Linked DNA regions of Mus musculus: region 2 is linked to region 1. The links are chromatin contacts, found by Hi-C or POLR2A ChIA-PET in ENCODE. All regions are on one chromosome and are shown on one strand. The core of a region is the stretch at or near the end of the contact, and the rest is flanking DNA. Distances in the headings are between cores, read along the strand shown.

The links. Hi-C counts contacts between places; a loop is a spot of excess contacts on that map. ChIA-PET counts read pairs that join two places held with the same protein, here RNA polymerase II (POLR2A).
Region 2: a map of heart shows a loop between it and region 1 (2.3-fold over the local background). The contact joins the enhancer-like site here to the promoter of 1700010G06Rik in region 1. A Hi-C loop is called at or near these places in 3 of 37 maps with a recorded cell type or tissue (all heart). POLR2A ChIA-PET finds 5 or more read pairs at or near these places in 1 of 5 experiments (Patski).

Annotation. Positions count from the first base shown.
Region 1 is chr15:64,312,100-64,317,444 of GRCm38, reverse strand. 1700010G06Rik (a long non-coding RNA gene) reads right to left here and starts at 3,327. Exons shown (of 2, transcript XR_003951590.1): 1 at 2,912-3,327; 2 at 1-2,487. Asap1 (ArfGAP with SH3 domain, ankyrin repeat and PH domain1) reads left to right here. Exons shown (of 31, transcript NM_010026.3): 3 at 4,970-5,096.
Region 2 is chr15:64,359,988-64,365,332 of GRCm38, reverse strand. All of the region lies in intron 1 of Asap1 (ArfGAP with SH3 domain, ankyrin repeat and PH domain1), which reads left to right. Among named protein-coding and RNA genes, the nearest start is that of Asap1, 20 kb to the left of the region's middle. Within about 2 kb of position 2,549, at least 2 of the 3 ENCODE cell types and tissues checked have a DNase peak (open chromatin) inside an H3K27ac peak, as active enhancers do.

The sequences.
Region 1 (5,345 bases), core at 2,078-4,577:
AAAAACTTGCAGTTTGATTTCATTGTGTTGCCACTCCTGTTGCTGTGGTGGCTGCACCTCAGGACTAAGTGGTGGTTTCAGTCAGTGTGTGCATACCACTAGTGCAGTGACTGGCTAAGGATAGGCGCTCGGGTAGAAGGGTCCTGGCCTGTCCTCCAGTCTTGGTTTTCTCTGTGGTAAACATTAGATAATTAAAACTTACATACGAATTTGCCATGAGGGTTCAAAAGGGGAACATAAGCTAGAAATATCAGAATTTCTATCTCCATATACAGGTTTCAAGTTCCCATTATAATATTGGAAATATGGCTTCGACTTAGGATGTCTTTTTTTTTTTTTTGGTTTTTCGAGACAGGGTTTCTCTGTGTAGCCCTGGCTGTCCTGGAACTCACTCTGTAGACCAGGCTGGCCTCGAACTCAGAAATCCACCTGCCTCTGCCTCCCAAGTGCTGGGATTAAAGGCATGCGCCACCACGCCCGGCCCGACTTAGGATGTCTTAGGCCCTGTTAAGTACTTTATATTTCTTAGCTTGTTCATTCTTGTAGATGGACCCTATCATTGTGTTGTGTCCTGTGTGTATGTGTGTGTGTGTGTCTGTCCCAAAACTCAGAGAAGTAAATCACTTTAATAAGGTCCGATAGCTGATATGTGGCAGCGATGTGAGCCCATGTCATTTGCATTTGAAAATCCACTCTTACATAAATCAACGCTCCTTTCTGGGAATGGGATCATTAGAAGTTACCCAGCTTAAAACATCCTTCTTTATAAGAGCTTTGGTTCTAAGAACTCACTTGTGTGTGTGTGTGTGTGTGTGTGTGTGTGTGTGTATGTGTGTGTGTGTATGTGTGTGTGTGTGTGTGTGTATGTGTGTGTGTGTGTGTGTGTATGTGTGTGTGTGTGTCTGTGTCTAGGTACGTATGTGCCATGTGTGTATGTGGTCAGAGGACAGTTTGAGGATGCTGTTCTCTCCTCTTACCATGGGTTCCATGGATTGAACCCAGGTTGTCAGAGTTGGTGGCAAGGCCTTAACTCTCTGGACCATCTCATGGTGGGCCTCAGTGATTTGTTTCTGATCCTGACTGGAATTGATCCTACTTGGCATTCTTGTTCACTTAATTTCCAAAATCCAGACTGATCACTATGGGGTCTGTCCTCTTACAAGAGTAAGCAAATCTTCCAAACACTACTTACTCCTACATCTGAGATCCCAGATTCTGGAGGTTATAGAGTAGTCCTTCCTTCCCCTCACCTCCTTCCATCATCCAGGTATCCAGGTAACTAATTTAGAGATATCTGAGTTGTAGGATGACAGGCGATGCATTTATAGCCACGCTTCACACAAGAAATGTTCAAAGAGAATTCACTCTGTGTCAACACCTTTAGCCGAATCTTTTCCCATTTCTTCTAACAATCTGATTACCCTAATTTGACACACGAGAAAACAAGGCCAGGGACAGAGTGGAGAAACTCGAGTTCCAGGAACTTGAAGCATTTTGCCTTTGCTGGTTCCAGGAGAGATTGGATGAGTGCGGTGGTTGGCTGAAGTTGTGGCTCAGAGCAGCAATGGGGTTCCAGGCTTAGAGAGCACCTTTGGCTGCTCACCTCCCACTCCCTAGGTTTGGATCGCTGTCAGTCCTCTTGCAAGCAAGCTTCTTTGGTTCCAAAGTAGATGGGAGAGCGAGCCTTGTGAGTAGAAATATGACTCGGAGTCAATTCCCAGGTGACGGTGGTCAGCAGTGCTAATGGTGTCCATAGGAACAAGCTTGTCCTGTTCTTGGTGCTTCACTTCCAGGACACAAAGCATCCTTGCAGGCTGAGTAGCTTGCTGCTCTGGACAGTGCTTAGCAGAATGAGAGAGGCCTAGGGTAATAAACAGTCTTTGAGGGGGATTATAATGACGACAGCGTAGACGGCGCTTGCTTTATATAAGCCGGGTTCACAGAAGCTCGAGTCTGTGTGCACGTGTCTTTTTCTGGCTTTGGAGAGGATAAGTGTGTATTTCTGGGTAGTTCCCTGTAAAGAAACCCAGCCTTTCAGCTTTGCCCACGCCAGACTCTATTTGCTTTTAGATATCCAGGAATGGCGTTCGGGGTATTTGAGAAAAAGGGAGGTGCAGATGGTTTTGCACCAGGGCATGGTTTCAAATTTAAAGAGGATTATGGTCCATGAACCCCAGAGATGGTGGGTTGAGGTGCGAAGCTTTGAAATTCTAATTGCAGACCAGTCTAAGGAGGTATATGCTTACCAGAGCACAATATCTCATTGTTCATATAGTCCCCTCTTGGCTGGAGGAGGCAGGGGAGGGGCAGATACATAACATAATCTTCGGAGGAAACTGAAACAGCAATTGGTGGCGGCAGTTTGGGCTCTCCGGTGAATTCAGAAAGAAATCCCTGGCTGTTTACCACTGCTGAGCTTGGAATAATCTTGACTCGTTCATCTGCAGAGCCAGGTGTGGGAGCAAACCGGCTGGAGCTGGGAGGGCTCTGTGTGGTGGTCATTTTTGACACGCCTTACCCTCTTATTTGATAAACTCATGCCACCCAAACCCAAGGTATCTGAATTAGGAGAGAAAGCTGTGGAATTCAGGGTCTCTGGGAACAGACACACTTATTAGCTAAGTCTAGGCTCTGAACAACAGTTCATTTTTACTGTTTATGTCACACACACAGAGGAGTGCTGCCAGCTCAGTAGACAGGGCAGGTACTAGATGACAACTGGGGTGTGGGGGGTGGGACCAGACTGGCTCACAGCCCTGAGGAAGACAAATCCTTTCAGAGGGAAGCCCCAGTGCTCACTGATTTTTCTCGCTGATTTGCTCTCAGTACTTTATAGGGGAGCATGGGATTTCTGAGGCGCAGGGAGCTTAATTAGGCCAAGCTAGTGAGGGTCATATTTGTTCCAACTTACAGAATTTTCCAGATGCTGTGAGAAATGAGCTAGGATTCTCTTCTGGAATGTTCATTCTCCAAATGCTACATCTTGCAGCCCTGGCAACCAGTGAGCCTGCCCTTGTGGGGTGGTCAGCTGCCAGTCTCCTCCTGCCTTATTTTCTCCCTGAGAGCTAAACCCTCCATGTCTCCCAAACCAAACTTTTAAAGTACTGAGGAGAGAAAGTACTCTTGTTTATGTTTAACCTCTTTATTCACTAGTTTTTTTTAAAAGGTCAGTTTGCCAGGGATGTGTTTCTTTATGCTCATTCCCTTAGCAAGTTCTTCCTGTAGTAGGCGGAGACACTTCCCTGCCTTGGAGAGCACTGGTAGGAACCGCAGTGGAGGCACAGTGCACACCCAATTCGGTCAAGCCAGGAAGAGAAACAGCACACATTTTAACCCATTTTTTCCTATGCAGAGAGCAAGTCCTCATCCATGAACTCAGCCTCCTCCATGAGGGTCCCTGTCTTCTACTTTCATGGGAGGCAGTTAGGGGTCCAAGATTCCCAGCCAACAGGGTATCGAGTGGTGTATCCATTCTATTCTGCACACTTTGACTGAGCCTTCTCTGACCATGGTTTATGTATGGCTCTGTCATTTTCTCCTACTCCTCCTCTGTATTGCCTATTTGTCTGGTCCTCTGCTGCAAAGCAAATTCCAAGACAGCAGGAATGTGGCCCTTGCCGACATCACTCATCTCAGAATTTGTCAGCTTGTGAGGCGAACCTTTTCCTCTTGACATGCAGTCTTCTCCTCCCTCCCTGCCGGTCCTCACTCAAGACAAGCCCTCTCCGTGGGTCCCTGAGCCACACGACCCACACGCGGCCAGAAAGGCCAGCGAACACAACCTCTAGCTAGCTATATCGGACGGTATGCAGGCAGGTCTGAGTGGGCCACAGGGCTTGCCTTCCAAAGCAGGCTTTAATGGAGGCCAGTCATACGCTTTCAAGGGCTCCTGGAGGCCAATCCCAAGGACTAGGTGGGTTTTGTTGATACCATTCTCAAAATCTTCCAGTCGGTGGTGAGAAATTAGATGGGTATGTTGGACTAACAACAGTAGACATCTTGCTGGGGCTGAATTGGTACTTTTCTCAGAAGAAAGTCAGTTCCTGCTTAGCAGTGAAGAGCATTTGCACCTGAGAAATACTTTTTGCATCTCCGGATGCTCGGCGGTCCTCTGGGGTAGGGGAAGAAAAAAAAAAAACCAAATACATCTGGACAGATGAAAGTATTTTAAAACAACCCTTCCTGTCTCTGCACAAGGCACAGCATTGGCGTTCAGAGGGCAGCAGGGCTGCGCCCCCATCCCTCGGTCCGCGCAGAAGGGAGACGGCTTTCCGGGCCTCGCTTCCTGCACCCACTCGGGACTAAAAAAGAACACGAACAACTTTTTTTTTTTTTTTTTTTTTGGTCCCTCTCTTGCAAAAACGCTCGCGTAACCAGCTCGCTGAAGTAACCGCTCCGGGGGCGGCCGGGTGTGTGTGTGTGTGCGTGGGGCGCGGTTCCGGAGCCCCACGGGCACGAGCACCAGCGCCGGCGGCTGCGAGGTGGGGGCCGCGCGAGGGCCGGGCGGCGGGGGGGGGGGGTAAGTGGAGAGAGAGGGGCGGGCGGGGCGTGCGGGGCGCGTGCGCAGAGCACTTCCGTGTTTGTCCCCGTGACTGGCGCGGGCGCGCCGCCCGCCGCTCCGCGGGAGCGAGCGCCCCAGTCGGTCGAGCCTCGCCGCTTGTCAGCGCCACCGGAGCGGTCCGTTCCGCCCAGCCCCGCCCCTCCCCGTCGCGCCCCGCCCCGCCCCGCCCCGCCGCCCCTTGCGTGCGCTCGGGGAGGCGCGTCCCCGGCCGCCTGCGCGCGCCGCTTGCAGTTTGAAGGGCGCTGCGCCGCTCGCTCCGCTCCTCTCCGCTCCACTCCTCGCGCGCCAGGCCGGGCGCCGCGGCGGGTCGGGCTGCGCGCGTGGCGTTCATGAGCCGCCCGGCGGCCCCGGGAGCCTGCGCCGTGACTCACGCCCGCCCCCGCTTGTGTCTCGTCCCTCCCGCGGCAGGATGCCGGACCAGATCTCCGTGTCCGAGTTCATCGCCGAGACCACCGAGGACTACAACTCGCCCACCACGTCCAGCTTCACCACGCGGCTGCACAACTGCAGGAACACCGTCACGCTGCTGGAGGAGGTAGGCGGCGGCCTGGCAGCTGGGTGGGCTGGGGCCCTGGGGAGCCCGGCGACTCGGGGAGCCACACCCCCTCCGGCAGCCCCCGGCCCCTGTGGTCCTCCTTGGCAGCCCTTTCCGGGATCCTGCAGGTTTGAAAGCCGGGGAAACTGAAGTGGGGAAGGACTGAGCGAGCTCTGGACACCCGAGTAGAAGAGAGATCCTCTCTGCCTTGCACCCTGTCTGGGTGCCAGGCAGTCTGCTCAGCGCTTC
Region 2 (5,345 bases), core at 1,300-3,799, 49 kb before region 1:
CAATTTTCCCAAGGTCACAGTTGAGTGACAGAAGCCAAGTTTGGGTTTCAGCAAGCTGGTGACACAGCTGCCATTCCCGATGTGAGCCCACCCAGTTCTACCAGATGGATCATACTGCCACTGAGATTGTCATAATTTGTGTTACAAGCAGTGAATGAAGTCAGCCTCGGGTCTCCACCTAACAATCTCATAGGAGCCATCATAATAAGTCTGAACCTTACCTAGTAACACTGGTATTATGATTCAGCCCTGTTTTATGGAGTGATGAAGTGAAGACTCAGAGAAGTGAGATATTTCTCTGAGGTCACACAGCAGGGAAGTGATTCTAAGCTTTTGGCTGCAAGGAACACAACTGGCTTAAAGGAGACATGAGGGAACTGGACTGGACCATAGGCTAGGCAATAGGCTGTTTCATTACAGTAGGGGACACACAGCTCCCTTGAATTATGATAATTTCATAAAGGGTCGGCTCACATGCATACACACACACACACTGGATGTAGAATTAACGTGAAACTAACCATAAATCTTACCCATTCATAATGTGTGACTATCATTTCTATGTAGTTTCAAGATGTTTTCTTCACCCACAAAGGAAGCCACAATGCCTCCTGGTTCCCCTCTCCCCCTCCCAGCCCTTGGCAACCACCAGTCATTTCTTCTCTATGTATGCACCTCTGCTGGATGCTTCGCGTGTATGGAATTGTCCGTGTAAGATTTCATGTCTGGCTTTCATTCAGCATGTTTTAGAATTAACGTTGTAAAGATCTACTCAGGCTGTGGTATAGTGCCAGGATTCCTTTTGTCTGGCTGTTTGCTTGTTTGGGGTTTGTTTCTTTGAGACACGTTCCTGCTAGGTAACCTTGGCTGCCTTGAACCATCCTGTCCCTTCATTCCTTTTTATAGCTCAGTAATTCCATTGTGTGGGTAGGCTGCAATGTTTATTCATTTACTAGCTGATGGACATCTAAGCTGTTGCTACTTTTTGGCTGTCATGGCAAGTGCTGCTATGAACATTCATTTACAAGTGTTTATATGAGTTCATGTCTTCAATTCCTTGGGGCATATGCCTGGGGTGGAATCGCTCAGTCATCAGGTAACTATTTTTAACTTTTTTGAGGAGCTGTCAGACCTTTGCAAAGTGGTTGAGTGATTTATTATTATTATTTTTTTTAACATTTCCACCAGCCAGCAGACCTTTGCCAAGACTTGATGTTGGACCATTTTCTTGTCTGTGGCCGAACTAATGAATGTGAAGTGGTGTGTCATGGTGGTTTTACTTGCGGGTTCATAATGACTCATGCCTTTAGCTGCTTCTTCCGTGCTTGCTGGCCAGGTCAAGGAGCTTTAGGAAGGTGTGGCCAGGTATGGGGTAGCGCAAGCTCTAGAACAGCAGCCTGGGGGTTCCTGTGGATATGTGGTTTTGAGGGGCAAAGAGCGAATGGCTGGCAGAGTCTCAGCAAAGGTGTGGGCTTCCTGGAGAGAGCTGAGACTTGGGCTGAGCTTGGAAGATGATCTTCAGCCTCCCCTCTTCCTCCCATCTACTAGGGGGACTCCTTGTTGACTGTGACCAGAGAGTAAAGAGCTGCTCTATAAGTTATGAGGTTGGCTAATGGCTGGTCCTTGAGTGTTGAGTGCTGGCCTCTTGCTGAAGTTGCTTGTGAGATTGTCTATAGTCCTGTGGGATAATCCCCCCTTTATCATTACTACCAGAGACACACAGAGAGCATCTTTTCTACAACAAATACTACTGAGAAAGGATTCTCTTTCTCATCCTCTCTCCTCCCTCCTCTCCCCTCCTTTCTTTTGGGTAAGTTTTCATTCCCTCTCTAAGCCTGTACCAAACGGTGTCTGGGCACACATGGAATAGATAACTCATTACTACAGCCAGGTTGCAGAGAAGGTTTCAGACTGGATGTATAGTCAGATACCAGCCTTTACTAGATCTGCCTGATGAGAGGCCTATTCTCCTTGAAGCTATCATGCTTTATTTGGATATCACCCACAGGCCAGTAACTCACTTGAAGCAAGCTTTCCAGAAAACCCCTGTCTCCCCTAAACGAGAGAGAGAGAGAGAGAGAGAGAGAGACAGAGAGAGACAGAGAGAGACAGAGAGACAGAGACAGAGAGAGACAGAGAGACAGAGCGAGCAGGGTAGGGTAGTGGATTCTCCCTGACCATATCCCATGAGCTCTGAAATGATGGAGCCATGGCTGAAGTTCATTCTCTCCTACTCTCTATGGGTCAGTTGTCAGTCTGTAAGTTCCACTTCTGTTTCCAGTAAGGCAGTGCTTGTCCATTCCCTCTTCAGAGATGTCTAGGTATGCCTTCTGCAAAGCTGGACTTCCCAGTTTGCTCCTTGCCAGGCCACCGCTTTCCACATCAGTCACAGCATGGAGGTGGGTGGTGTGAGGAAGGGCAGTTCTTTCAGCCTGTGTCTGCTGCCAGAACAAGTCAGGAAAATGTCTCTGCAGAGGAAGCAGGCTGACGCTGGAATGTCCTGATCCAGCACATGAAGTCCGTCGTCGTCGTTGTCGTCGTCGGTCGGGGCCCCTGAGGGAATCTGGAAAGTGCCCAGCTGTTTTTCTGCAGTTGGCCATGGGGAAAGGCCCTGACACAGCTGTGTGCCTTCCTCTGCACTTCATGTCGGGGTGCAGATGCATCTTTGTACATGCCTGTCCTGGGAATGGTGGCCTTTGGTTTTAGCATTGGGTCTCTCGCTCCACTCTTCTTTCAGAGAGGGTTCCACACAGCCTAGGTTGGCTTCAGGCTTGCTCTATAGCTCAGCGTGTTTGTAAACTCTGGATCCTTCCGCCTCTCCTCTCTCTCTGAAGTGCTTGGATTTCAGACGTGTGACGTCACACCCAGAACTTCACGCACGCGCAGCTAAGTTCCTTACTACCTGAGCTACATTGCCAGCCCAGCGTCTCCCCTTTTGGTCATGTAGTGGCTCATCTGAGTCCTAGTCATTCAAGATTTCGAGGGAGCAGGGTACCCATCAGGTCAGGCTATTGAGATGCTGGGAGAGGATATCTCTGCTGCGCTTTCTCTTCTCAGGAACCCTCACTGTGCTTGTGAGATAGAGACAGTATGACCCTTGCTTCCGCACTAGTTGCTTCCCCACTGGCACGTTGAGATCCCAAGGAGCTAGTAGCCCTCCTTGGCTAGTAGCCTCGGCCATATATGCTGCCCCTTGGGGGATGAAATACATCTGTCTTGATTAACTGCTTTTAATTCTTTGTTATTTGAGGATAAAATCTTGGGGAAACTGAGGAGACTGGATTAATGTCTGAGAGAACTTTGGTTTGCAGCGGGTTCTAGAGGATGGGACCTGTCAGGACACCTCATACCATGCATAACTGCCAAGCAAGAGGCTTGTAGGAACCGGTGTCCTGATAACGTGTTGCTAATCCTTTGGCAACTGGGAGTTGGACTCTGCTGGGAAAGTCTTGGCATGAGATATTTGTTTGGTTTATTAATTCATCAATTCACTGAACATGCACTGGACCAGGCACAGACCTGGCTGAGGGTCATCTTGTTCCCTGAAGGCTTCTCTGGAGAGGAAGGTGGAGAGAAGTGACAGATTGCTTTCCCCATAATTCTGTCTTGCTTTGCCAGAGAGGTTTTTTCCAACAGCCTTCCATTTCAGGTGGCACCCTGATGTCCACAGCTTGCCGTCCTGTGAAGGTGACCCCAAGTGGCTCAAGGAGTTGTCCTGAAATTACAGTGAGTCGGCGCACCCAGCTCAGTATCCTGTCACTGTGCTGACACCCTTCACACTAGGAGACAAACAGCTGTCGGAGTGGAAACTGTTTCATCGTCATTAGAAGCAAAGACTCTAGACTCCAAGATAATGAATGCCGTTTCTGGAACTGAGAGGATCCTCCTATGTTGGCAAGCAGCAACGTTTCTAAGAAACAGAGGCAGGTTTTCAGAGAGATGTTTGAAGGTTGAGCTGCCTGGCCCTGGTGTTCCTAGGTCATATACTATGAGTTCCTAGGTCACATAGCCTTCTTAAATATGGCACTGGGCTTCCTTGTCCAGCTGGAGGAAGTAGCATGCAAGGCTGCTTGCATGTGTGAGACTATATCTATATCTATGCATATATTATGTCTACTGTACATACTAATTAATAATTCATTTTTGTTATTTGTATTGCCTGCAACTTAAAAGGCATTTCCGCCTTCCTATTTTGACATTTCAAGCAGAAGTGTCTTAGCCCCACCCCCTTTTTAACTGATTCAGGGAATGTATTCTGGCAACAATAGTTGCTACTGACCACCTGCAGCGCAGCAGCCGTTCTTAGGGCTATGGAAAGGGACAGGAGTTCTAGCTGCAGCACTAGAACATTCTTATGTGCTGTCATGAAACTTTCGAACAGCATGTGAAATAGATCCCCTCTCTTGGTTTAATCCCTGGAAGACCAAGTTTGTACCATTTTTGAGAAGTAGAAGGGCAAAGGATGCCAAAGGAAGCGTCAGTTACCCATGTTTTCCCAGAAGGTCTACTTCACAGCAGGCCCTTGAAGGAACTTACTGTAAATTTACTTGTTTATGTATTTAATTTTGAAACAAGGATTTTTTTAGAAAATTATTCAGTCTGGCTACATAGGCAAGGACTATGAGTTCAACTTTAGATCCTCCTTCCCAAGTGCCAGGTGCAGAGGTCCTATGTCTAGCCTGAGGCTACTCTTATTAAGCGAGCTTTGAAAATTGGAACACCCAGTTCATAAAGGTGAAACTGGTAAGGGGAGAGGCAGATACTCTGGTACGTCAGCCGGCATATTCCAGAGCCTCTTCCTTCTGCGCTTCCACTTGCAGGTTGAGAACTTCCTAATTGCAAACCTTCCCATCTGCCTGTGGTCACCCAGCTTTAGATAGGAGCAGACTTGAAATAACAAACCTCTACTGCCATCTCCTTCTGGATGGAGCAGCACTGTGCTAGGCAGAATGACACACGCTCCCACAATGAGCAGTTTCTTTAGGCTGTGGCCTTGTGGGTCCACTTAGAGCCTCTTCCTTTCTGTGTGTTTGATAGCCTCTTGTTCCACCTCAAAACCTGATGCTGCTGTTCTCTAGCTCCCCAGAGCTACTCCATCCAGCCACGTGCATCGCTTTTCTGTTTTATGGTAGCTTCTCCTTTTGTAGGTAGGCACAACTAAAGGTTCACCTGTGTGGCTTGCATCAGAAGACAGTGCTCAGCTTGGGATGGCGTCTTGTTAGCATCTGCCACCTAGTGTGTAGGAATGAATGGATCTGGCCAAACAGAAGATAATCGGATCTCTAGTCCATCCATGTTTCTTCAGTGTGAAGGGTTCTCTTTAGACATGTTCTACGTGAACAAGC